3 separate regions of the Mus musculus genome follow, and all the other regions are linked to region 1. Evidence: chromatin contacts called from ENCODE Hi-C or POLR2A ChIA-PET data. All regions are on one chromosome and are shown on one strand. Each heading gives the region's core, a stretch centred on a gene start or an enhancer-like site at or near the end of the contact. The rest is flanking DNA. Distances are from core to core; before and after follow the strand shown.

Region 1 (3,848 bases), core at 621-3,120:
TTGAAACTCCCAGAAGGGGGAGGGCAAGGGAGAGCTGCACCTCTGTTAAAGATTCAAGGCCAAATGACTCAAGATTGAAATTAGTGTTCAAACCAGAGCTAAATTATTTTGGACTATTTTTGGTCCCTTTGAAGCCATCCATATCCCTTGCCCCCGAGTTAACATCCTTGTGACTATGAAAACCTTATATTACTATTCTTGACAGGCCACTAATTTCCACACATTCAAAAGCTAAAAACATCATTGGGCAGCACCTGAAACCTACAACAGAGTCCTCATCTTTACTGTAACTTGCCAATTGAGGTCCCCACCAAATGACTTTCCTTGTTCTGTAACAAGTTAGGCAATGGTGGTGGCACATGCCTGTAATCCCAGCACTCGAGAGGCAGAGGCAGGCAGATCTCCAGGTTCAAGATCAGCCTAGTCTACAGAGCAAGTTCCAGGACCGCCAGTGCTACACAGAAAACAGCACCTGTCTCGAAAACGGCACCAAACCAAAACCAACCAACCAACCAAGCAAACAAAAACCCAAGACACTTCCAATATAGAACATGGTATTTGGGGACCCATGAATCTTGTGTTCCTGGCCATGGTCAAGCATATTTGGCTCCAAGGGAAATTATCTTATTCCCTTTAAGAATGTTTTGGCCTGGACTTCCCTCCCTCCATCAAAATTCTGTTTATTCCTCAGACCACCAAGATTGCAGTCTCATGACCACCTGTCTAGTTCTGTCAAAATGAGTTGCCTCCTCAGCCTATTTGCATAAGAAGTGCATGCAAGCACTTATGTGTGTGTTGCTGGGTAGAACCCAGCATATCATATATACTAGCTCAACAGATTTTGCACTGAGGTGTTTTGAGACAGGATTTCATTCCGTAGGCCAGGCTGGTCTTGAACTCACAAGAACCCTACTCTAGTCTTCAGGTTCACATATCCCAGGCTGACCTCATAGCTGAAGATGACCTTGAACTTCTGATTCTGCTGCCTCCACATACCCAGAGCTTGGGAGTTTGTCACAATGTCCAGTTTATGAGGTGCTGGGGATGGAGCTCAGAACTTCATGTTTGCTAGGGAAACACTGCATCCCCAACCCTTGAGAAAATCAAACATACTCATATACTGAAGGCATAGCATTAGCAGTTTTCTATTACCTATGCCCGATGCAAGTCTCTCCAGTCAGAAGTGGAAAGAGCAGGGGGCAATGGAAATGGATCAAGAGCTCTTCTTGATTCTACAGTTCTCTAAGGAATGTGATGAGGGCCGTCTGCATAGGGCCTTGAGAGACTCCGTGGATATGTTGTAAAAATAATGGGGTGCAGAACGGCCCCAATCATTACACTTTTGTAACAGCGTTTGTCTTTGAACGCGGTTTCGTGTGTGTTAGCGTAGATGAGCCAGGCTCTCCACCACCCAGTTAGATTATATAGGCCCGCTTTTTTTTTTTTTTTTTTAAATTTAAAATAGAGACAGGGGCTCATTAAATTGCCCAGGCTGGACTCGAATTCTTGCGTCGGGTTCCTAATCGATTACGATTACAGGCCTGCACTGTCAGGTCTGACTACACATTTCACACACTACACACGTTCACAAAGGACTAATAAGTCAGGGAAGACAACGAGGACGGAAAACCGCGGAAAGGATGTCGAGTCCGCGCTTAACCCAACACGCAGGCGCGCTGGAGCTCGCGCGCTCTTCGCTACCCAGAATCCCCCGGGGCGGGGGAGACCACTCGCTCAACAGAACGGGGGAGGCCTGGGTCGCGAGGCGGGCCGCTGGAAGTTCCCGTGAGCCTTTGCCGCCCTCACCTCCCTGGGGTGAGGAGTGGTCTATTCCTAGCCCTTAAGAGGAGGGCGCTCACGCGCCGTCTTTCTCTGCGGCCATCATGGGATCGTGCTCTTCTCGCTCGTTGAGCTGGTCCCTTCGCCGTGGCCTGCTGGTGACGGTCTGGAGCGATGCTGAGCCCGGGCCCAGCCTCTCAGCTCCGCCTTGTGCGCTGCACAGATCTAGGGGAGCCTGGTAAGTCGAGGTCTGCATCGCGGGGCGCCGCGCGTGGGCGGGGTGTCGGCTGCAATGATGATGAAACTAGAAAAAAAAGGAAGTGCCGTCCGATGCGACAACTGACGACATCCCTAGTTAGCTGACTGCAGTCGTTTAAGCCTCGGCGACCCAGTGCTGAACACAAGTGTTCTAATTGCCCCTCATGACTCTTACTCTTCTAACCTTTCAGACGGGACGTTGACAACGTGGAATAGGAGCAGTATCATCCCACCATGAGGTAAGGGTTTCTGGAGTATCAGGTGGGGTTCATAGACAAGAGGCTGTGTAGCTTTCGCTCCAGGGACTCCCAACATACCCTGGCCCATGTGGGCACATACATAAATTTAAGACGTGTCTCCATTTAGTGGCTGGAACTACTAGTTGGAGGACAGCAGAAAGCTTGACTGCTGTGATGAGATGACTAAGTAGGAAGTGCCGTCAGAGTCGATAACTGACGATAACTGCTCCTGGCTGACTGCAGTCAAGCCCACACCGGTGGCTGGGGTTTAGGTTTAACTTGGGCTGGACTTTTAACAACTGCTGTACTTCTAGGTTGGGGATTTAAGAGTGGAAGATTGCCAACAGCTGTGGCCTCCCATGAGGTAAGCTTTCAGCTTGGGATTTTAGACCGTTTTGATTTGAGCTAGAGTGTTCATGTATGAGCATCAGTTTTGCCTGTACTCAATACTGGTTGTAGCTGATGGGGGTGGTTAAGTAAGGCAACAGTGCACAGCTCTTACTGTAGAGCCATTTTTTTTTTAAGATTTATCATATCTAAGTACGCTGTAGCTGTTTTCAGATGCACCAGAAGAGGGCATCAGATCTCATTACGGATGGTTGTGAGCCACCATGTGGTTGCTGGGATTTGAACTCCGGACCTTCCGAAGAGCAGTCGGTGCTCTTAACCACAGAGCCATCTCCAGCCCCCTATAGAGCCATTTTTGTGTGTGTTTGCTGTCTTGATGCTAGAAAAAAATGGCACCGGACTTAGGTGGTTGTGAGCCACAATTAGTGCTGGCAGTCAAACCTGGTCTTCTAAGAACTTAGACCTTCTAGTCCATTAACTTGGGTCTTAAAATTTTCAGTTAATGTGGTCTTACAATTGAACCCAGTTGGGCTGGTTTGGCTAGTTGTAAATGTATTTTAGTAATTTGAAAAATACTTCCCTTTTAGGTCTAGGATGTGTTAAGAACTGTAGCTTTCTTGAGAAGAGGCAGGCAGAGTTCAGGCCAGCCTCGTCTACAGTAGTGAGCCAGGGCTACAAAGAAATCCAAAAGAGAAAAGCCAGGGTGGGAGGGCAGCCATTGATTTTGCAAGGCTGTTATATATAATGTCCTGTTTTCTGCAATCCATTTTAGGGTGTCCCCTTTCAAGTTCTCAGAACGGACGCAGGACTGCAGATCTGTGCTGGCAGCAGCAGAGGTGAGTTGGTCTGTACAGTGACTATCTGTTATTACTCTGAGAGATATCAAATGATGATATCACCTAAAATAGCTGGAATTACCGGCAGATTGGTAGTGGTGAGCCTATGGTTTTCTGAAGATATCATTAAATGTTCTAAATGCCATTGATCCAGGCAGGAGTGATTCTGAAATTCAGCTCTTTTGCAGGCTATATTCCCAGAGGAGTCTCCAGCCGGCCTGAAAGCAAATATCCTAAGTGACATGTCTGCCAATTTTGTTCTGGGTGGGCACATTTGGTAATCCTGTCTGTACCACAGGATCTTCTATGCCTTTTAAAAATAAACATTTGTTTATAAACCAGATTGCCAGTGTTTTGGATGAATTAAGTTGTGTGTACAGCTAACCAT
Region 2 (3,848 bases), core at 460-2,959, 350 kb before region 1:
TTTCCTCTTCCCATTTCAAGTCGTGTACCCGTTATCTGACCTCTCTGAGGTTCCAGCTTGTCATCTGTGTTAAGAGGCAGAAGCCAGTGTCAGGTTCTTCGTGAAGGTGAAGCAGATGCTATCAAAACTCAGGTGACCAGGGCCAATATTTTGTGGAAAACATATAAATAGTAAGGTATTTTTTTAAATAAGGTTTTTTTTTTTTTTCTCAACACAGAAAATAGAAAAAAAGACGGGCGTGGTGGTGCACTTGGGTGGCAGAGGCAGGCAGATTTCTGAGTTCGAGGCCAGCCTGGTTTACAAAGCGAGTTCCAGGACAGCCAGAGCTATACAGAGAAACCCTGTCTAGAAAAAAACAAAAACAAAAACAAAAACAAAACAAAACACCCCCCAAAAAAAACACCAAAAATCCAAAAAAACAAAAAACAAAAAAACCAAACAAATAAACAAAAAAAAAAAAAAAAAAAAAAACCAAACCCTTAAAATACCCAGATAGAACATGTACTCTGTGTGCTTTGGTGATTTTGTCTATGCTATGAGTGGGCTCGTGGGGGATTTGCTGTTAATATTACAGCTAACCCTGAAATGTACTTTATATATATCATACAGCCATGCAGAAAGTGTAATTCAACGCACTTTTCCCCTCCCCCACGCCCATACTCATACTCAGAGAGAGCTAATCCAGCCACAACATTAAAAAAAAAAAAAAAAAAAATCAGCCCGGCGTGGTGGCGCACGCCTTTAATCCCACCACTTGGGAGACAGAAGCAGGCAGATTTCTGAGTTCGAGGCCAGCCTGGTCTACAAAGTGAGTTCCAGGACAGCCAAGGCTACACGGAGAAACCCTGTCTCGAAAAACCAAAAAAAAAACCCCAAGAAAAAACCCGTTATTCTTCAAAGAAGCTGTTTAGAGGTCACCCGTGTTTTAGTTCAGCTTAATCTTTTTTTTTTCAGTCATCTTTGTTGTGTTGACAAACTCCTTAACCATCCTGGCTGGTGACTACAGGTAGCAGCTTCCGCGGGGCAGAAGCTGTGTTCTAGAAGGATTAAGGACTCCAAACGCCAAGGAGCAGCCAGGGCTCGCTAGGAGAGAAGTGTGGAGTTGAAGGCGGTGGAGGGCGCTGGGGGCTTCTTACAGGTGGCAGGAAGGACAGATCACCCACAGGTGTGGGCGCTCAGCACCCTTCTTGGAGTGGATGAAGGCGGCAGTGTCTGGGAAGAGGCGGCGCCGCAAGTGAGCGGAAGCCGGTCTTGGATAAGTGGGCTGGAGAGCGCAGGGCTGAGCCGGCGAGCACCCTGGCGGGGCAGCGGAGACCACGGGATCGGGTGGATTAGGGGCCGCGCGGAGAATGCAGCACTGAGAGGAAGCCCGGGCCCGGACCTGGGGTGCAGCTCCGGTGCTGGGGAGTATGGACACCTTGCAGGGGCGTCAGTTCAGAGTGTGCAGATCGGGCGCGGGACAGGGTGAAGTCTGGGACTTCGCGCTCGGGCGGGAAGTGGTGAAGCTTCGAGGTGTCTTTCCTGAATGTGTCCCTCTCCCGCCCGAGGGAAATTCGGGAACCCATCCTTCCCCGAGCTCAGGAGCAGCTGGAGCAAGGACCCTAGGCAGGGGGCGGGGCCAAGACCGGCTCCTGGCAGCCGGCCAATGGGCGCCGCCCCCGTAAGGCCACGCCCCCGCCCCCGTCCGGAGCGCACTGGCTGGGCGGCGCAGACCCAGCTTGGGACGCGCGGTCTCAGCGCTGTGGCCATGCCTGGCGGCACCCTAGCAGCTGTCCTGAGCCCGACACTACCCCAGTAGAGGACTCCCCGGGCCCGGCTGGCCCGGCCATGCAGCTAGAGACGCAAGACGCGCTGTACGTGGCGCTGGAGCTGGTTATCGCTGCGCTGGCGGTGGCGGGCAACGTGCTGGTGTGCGCCGCGGTGGGAGCCTCGAGTGCATTACAGACCCCCACCAACTACTTTCTGGTATCCCTGGCGACGGCAGACGTGGCCGTGGGACTCTTCGCCATCCCCTTTGCCATCACCATCAGCTTGGGCTTCTGCACGGACTTCCACGGCTGCCTCTTCCTCGCCTGCTTCGTGCTGGTGCTCACACAGAGCTCCATCTTTAGCCTCTTGGCGGTGGCTGTCGACCGATATCTGGCCATTCGCGTCCCGCTCAGGTGAGACGAATCTTTCTTGCCTTGGCCGGGTTAAAGTTCTAAAGAGGGGCGCCCTCTCCAGGCCCACGGTTTTACTTTCTGGACTCCCAGATGGGCCAGATTAGGAGCACGCTGGGCACTGGAGTGGAGGACGCACTTTCTCCAGCACGCTTGTTCTGCCGGCTATCAAGACTCTCCTGGGTTGACAGAACAGGCCACTGACTGGGTCCCCTTTTGGAGTCAGGGATGCTCTAATTGCCCCTAGTTTAGGGAATCTGCATAAGAACACCCTTAGGGGCGTTGAGAAGTGCTCGTCCGACGAGTTACCTGCCAAGGAAGGGCTCAGGAAGCTCTAGATTCCTTAAGTTTTGTGGACGTTCCCGGCCCTCTGGAGAGACAGAGCTGCTGCCCGGAGTCGGGCATGCAGATCAAAGCTGCTGCCAGATGCAGTCCTGTGCGGAAAGGGCGCGGAGAAGCTTCAGCTAAGAACGAGGCAACTTTAGACGCTGGAATTGGTACTTTTAGAAGGGTCATAGGGTCTAACGACACAGCTTTAAAATGTGCCTACTTCGAAATGAGGCAGCCAGGCTCAACTCTGATGGGAAACTCTAGGAACATTGGTCCCTACTAGCTTCGCGGTGGCTCAAAGTATTCCCAGACATTTTAAAGAGCTACTGTGCTTACTGGTTCAGTGAACACTGACAAGACAGTCTTAGAGCCTCTAGCCCATTGTGTAACCTTATTTGTATACTGCTGCAGTGCCCAGGAGCCTGAAGAGGCCCAGAAAACTGGTGAGGGCTCCCTGTTCGCTGGCTCTCAGAGTATACCTAAATCACTTTCTCCTTATTCCATGATGGGAAAACAGGATCCAGGGCAGGGAGTCAGTCAGTTGGGGAAGTGGCTTCCACTTGTAGCTAATAAATTTAAAGTTGAGTTTGCTGCTCCTTGGTAGTGCCTGGGCCCTTTAGCATTTCTGAAGTGAGCTTTGGATCTCTTTAGAGTTGGAGCTGAGTTGAGGAAACTGAGTCACAAGAGTAGGAAGAGAAAGGCAAGAACTCCGTGGGCTCTGACCGTGTGCCTGGCAACTCTAATTAAATGTACATTCTTTAAACCTCGAAGCGTCCAGAGGACAGACACTGTCACCTGCATACTGTAGATGAGGTTGTGGTTCCGGATGCTGTGTCCGGCAGAGTGGCACTGTGTCCTCAGCCGTCCACCTGTCGTCTCACAGGGCTGTGTGTGAGATACCAGTGTTTGAGAGATGTGAAAAGGGATCCCCTTGCTGTTTCTAGAAGAGGATCCTGATGGTAGTAAGCTGGCGTTTATAGGAGAAATGTGTCTAGGGAATTGATTGGCAAAAAGCTCCTACAAGCTCTTGTAATAGGCAGGTGTGAAGAGCCTGGTCCCTGTGGCTTGTGGCTTGAGTCCCAGATGGTACAGGAAGCCCCTGCTTGTGTGTGGGTGGGTTGCTCCACATCCCCTGCCTGTGGCATCTGACCAGGAGGCTTCACACATATCCCATCAGGTGTGCTACAGCCCAGGGATTTCAGAGCCTGCGGCTGCATAGAATTCCATTTCCTTCGTTCTTGTGGTTCTGCACTTGTCTGTTGCCCGCTCACTGGTGCTTGGTGGCCGTTTGAACTCTTTCCATAGAGCAATCACATGCCCCCCGCCCCTTGAGTTGCCCCATCTAGGGGAAGCCCTTTG
Region 3 (3,848 bases), core at 617-3,116, 280 kb after region 1:
GCATTCCACTTAGTGAGGTGTAGGCAAGGTCACTGAGCAGTTAGACTCCATTCATCACTACCAACTTAGGGCTATCGTTGCTTCCAGAAACTTTTGAACAGTAGCCATCAGGATACTATATAAAAATCTCCTGGTATTTTTGCAAAGACTAAAACTCAGTTTTGGTAAAGGATATGGGGAGATCAAAAGGCAGACTTGTATTTAGAACACTGCATGTGATCTAACGGGTCAGAACACACTCCATCAGAAGAAAAGGAAAAAAAATGAAGAAAATACGCTTCATTTTCTACAAAGGAGGCTTTACTCTCAAGTATATTGAGACTCCTATTTAAATACTCAGGGGGTGCTGTCAGGGGCAAGGTAGGTAATTTTGTAAAGAGTAGTTTACAGGCTCACTGGTGGATATGCTCACAGAAGGGCTCAGGATCTGGACAAAGAGTACAGTCCCTACATAGAGGCTCAACACCCCAGGCAGACTTTCCCCGTCATTAAGTTCCAGTTCTTGAGGGTGAGGGGAGATAGGGGCAAGGCAGGAGGACAGAGCATCTAGTCAGTTGGTACTAGGAGGCAACACCCTGTTTCAAAAGCAAGCAAAGAACCCCCCCCCCAACACACACACACCAGTCCTCCAAAAAGGAAGACAAAAATCCTAACAAGTGGGAAATTCACTTTCTTGTCAAATGCTCTATATCTTAAAATATGGTAGTGAATTCAAATTGCATTCATATAAAAAGTGAGAACCAAAAAAATTTTTTTTCCACACAACCTCACAACACAGGGTGGGCCACCAAAATCTTTGTCCAAGCAGGTTAGGACATAGGTCATTTGTCCAGCTTCACACGAAGATGCGCAATTACCTTGCCTGCTTTCTCTTTTTTGGGAACTAGGTCCATGTTTCTTCATTATTGTAACACTGGGTTTGACATAGTCCTGGCAAAGAACCAGATAAAACCCCGGGTTCTGTGAAGAGTCCCTTCAGTTAAGAAAAGGTGAGAGGGACATTGCATGAGCCTCCAACAGTCTGACATAGTTGAGCAAACAGAATATCTCTATCATTACAGTTGCAAAGATGGCTTTAAACTCTCTGAATTTGTCTCGAAAAACCAAAAAAAAAAAAAAAAAAAATCTCTGAATTTTAGGTCTAGGCATGATCATGCCATCAGCAGGTGACTTAAAACAGTAATAAAAGCAAATTTGTGCCACTTTACTAAATGCTCTGTAAAGCCATCACCGTCCTTCCCACTTTACAGCCGAGGAAGGATGTACATAGAGATTGGTTATATAATTGGTACATGGAGGGCAGAGGCGCGATACTGGCCTCTCTTCTTGTTCTGAGGTTATGCCCCTTACAGCAGTACCCTCACTGCTTACGCTAGTCTTCTTGTCTCTTTCTTACTCGGTTTTTTTTTTTTTAATTTCTTTCCAAGGACACATTTATTTCTCAATTTTCTTTAACATTTAAATCGCTTAAGAAAGACTATACTAAAATACAATACATTTACAAGGTTAAATTATAAAGCTCCGCCTCTCTCAGGGCGTCCCTGCTGGTGGTAATGACTCACAGTTTGTACTTCTTTGGTAGCAAAAAACATTTTCCATTCATAACCCAAGAAACTTCGCTTTAGAACCCATTAAGTTAGCCAGTTTATTCCCAAGCGTTTTGCTTTTCCTTAGAAGTGCAGCCCTTGCCCCTGCTCACGCTTGCCCCGCCCACCTCCACCTCAGCCCCTACAGAGTCTCTGCGTCAAGGCCCCGCCCACACACCCCGCCTCCTACCGCCCGCGTCCGTCGCGTGGACCAGCTCTTTCCGCCCCGCCCACTATGGAGCCCCGCCCCAAGGTATGGACCCGCCTATCGCCTTCCGGTCTCTGGAGTTGCGCCCTCCCACCAAGTGGCTTCCTGGTGCGCTTGTGACGTCGGCTGTAGAGCTGGATCGCGTGGCAGCTTTGCTGTCGTGGCTCTCGGAAGTGGGGGGCGGGTTGGCGCAGGGTCGTCATGTTGTCGCAGGTGAGGGATGGCGGCCGAGCGCCGGTAGCCGGTGCTTGAGTTGGGGCTGGGGGTCTTGCCCAGTCGCCCGAGGCTGTTGGGTCCGTGTGCCCGCCCACTGCCTGAGCTGTAGGAACTGCAGGTGGGTGGGTAGGAGGGCCAGCCCCGGGCAAATTGTCGCTAGAGGGTTTGTGGACTGTGAGGGATAGGGTGCACCGGCGACCCCGGAGGCACAGAGGCCTCCTGTCAGCGGGTGTGGAGCACACTCGCTGCAGGATCTCTGGGTGTGAGGTCGGGGGTAACCCGTCTTCCCATAGCCTGCCCGGATGAGGGGAATGGCCTGTAGGGCCCTGATACACAAGTTCAGGGCGATCCTGTAGGGAGAGATTGCCAGAGCCTTGGGTTCCAGTGTTACTACGCTGTACACAGATAATCACGATGGTTATCGCCTTTGTACCCGTAGAGGTCGATGTAGCCAATTGTCCTTCGGCCAGAGATTAGTACATGTAATATATTTTCTTCCTTTAAAATTTTACTGTGAAGCTGGGCGTGGTGGCGCACGCCTTTAATCCCAGCACTCGGGAGGCAGAGGCAGGTGGATTTCTGAGTTCGAGACCAGCCTGATCTACAGAGTGAGTTCCAGGACAGCCAGGGCTATACAGAGATATACAGGCTATACAGAGAACCCTGTCTCGAAAAACCAAAAAAACAAAACAAAAAAACAAAAAAAATTTTTTTTTTACTGTGAACTCCCATGTAGATTGTGTCACACGGGTTTCATTGTCAGGTTGGGATGTTCAAGGAGATGGGATCTGCAAAGGGCAGGATGGCTGGGGGTGGGGGTTGGGATGGGGAGAGGTTAGGTTGGGGAACAACATATTTTCAGATCATAATAATAAAGACATAGTGACATACCAAGTGTCTCAGGATGGGCCAACTAGAATCTGTGATAAGAAAAGTCTACTTTGTGGAAATGTGGAGTAGAAAAAATTCATTGATGGTTTCAGCTCAGCTCTGAAGGTGCATTTAGATCCGCTTCTTCCTACTCCTAGGTCTGTGACCATAAGTCCTTCCACCTGTTGGGCATTTGACATTTTTTATAGTCATTACCTTCCTTCCCCCAGGCAACCTGTGCATTAAAATTTCTCTGCAGACTTAAACATCTGTTCCCTTGTGGTTTTTGTGTTTTTTGGTTGTTTTTTTTTTTTGTTGTTGTTGTTTTTTGTCTGATAATTTTCTTTCTTATTACCTAGAAGCAGCCCCTCCCCCTGGTATTTTCATACCAACCCCCTCCCTGCATCTTTGCTAATCACCCACAGGTTCTTCTGTGGATCCTGTGTACTCCACTGTTGGGTTACAGCTGGTTTACCTTTGTTCACTGGGAAGCATTCATGAGTTGCACTGTTGGTAGCCTTCCATTGTTCCCTCCCCTTCCCCGCCCCTCACAAAATCTTGTTGGTGTTAGCTCAAAGCCATGCTTTAATTTCTTCTTTTTTTTTCACCCTTCTCCAACTGATTATAACTGTCTTGACTCAGTCTTTCAAGTGCTGGCATTACAGGCAGAAGGGGCCACAAGTGTACTCTATAATCTTAAAAAAGTAAAAACTCTCCATATAACATCTTGGATGTCTCTCCATTCATTGTCCTTAAAACCCGTGTGCATACTTGGAATTCGGTCTCATCCATTCTAGTTGGAAGTTCTCCATTCCCTGCCGCTCTGTATCCGTTGTTCTTGCCTTTTTCCATTACTTACACCCCAACCTGTTCTTAGGAGTTCACAGAAGGGTGTTAGAAACCCAGCAGTCTTTTAGGAGTCATCTTAGCAGTAGCATTCTTCAGGCGTTGGGATCCTCCTGGGAGCA

What was found. Hi-C counts contacts between places; a loop is a spot of excess contacts on that map. ChIA-PET counts read pairs that join two places held with the same protein, here RNA polymerase II (POLR2A).
Region 2: POLR2A ChIA-PET joins it to region 1 with 22 read pairs in embryonic stem cell. The contact joins the promoter of Adora2b here to the promoter of 2410006H16Rik in region 1. POLR2A ChIA-PET finds 5 or more read pairs at or near these places in 3 of 5 experiments (Patski and embryonic stem cell).
Region 3: a loop to region 1 is called in a map of heart, with 2.8 times the contacts of the local background. The contact joins the promoter of Tvp23b here to the promoter of 2410006H16Rik in region 1. A Hi-C loop is called at or near these places in 1 of 37 maps with a recorded cell type or tissue (heart). POLR2A ChIA-PET finds 5 or more read pairs at or near these places in 3 of 5 experiments (Patski and embryonic stem cell).

Annotation. Positions count from the first base shown.
Region 1 is chr11:62,601,007-62,604,854 of GRCm38, forward strand. It overlaps 2410006H16Rik (RIKEN cDNA 2410006H16 gene), which reads left to right and starts at 1,871. Exons shown (of 5, transcript NR_030738.1): 1 at 1,871-2,017; 2 at 2,229-2,276; 3 at 2,591-2,640; 4 at 3,397-3,460; 5 at 3,649-3,800. Snord49b (small nucleolar RNA, C/D box 49B) reads left to right here and starts at 2,080; the gene lies at 2,080-2,142. It overlaps Snord49a (small nucleolar RNA, C/D box 49A), which reads left to right and starts at 2,454; the gene lies at 2,454-2,515. Snord65 (small nucleolar RNA, C/D box 65) reads left to right here and starts at 3,524; the gene lies at 3,524-3,580.
Region 2 is chr11:62,247,275-62,251,122 of GRCm38, forward strand. Adora2b (adenosine A2b receptor) reads left to right here and starts at 1,710. Exons shown (of 2, transcript NM_007413.4): 1 at 1,710-2,162. The coding sequence starts at 1,828.
Region 3 is chr11:62,877,589-62,881,436 of GRCm38, forward strand. Tvp23b (trans-golgi network vesicle protein 23B) reads left to right here and starts at 1,867. Exons shown (of 7, transcript NM_026210.5): 1 at 1,867-2,007. The coding sequence starts at 1,996.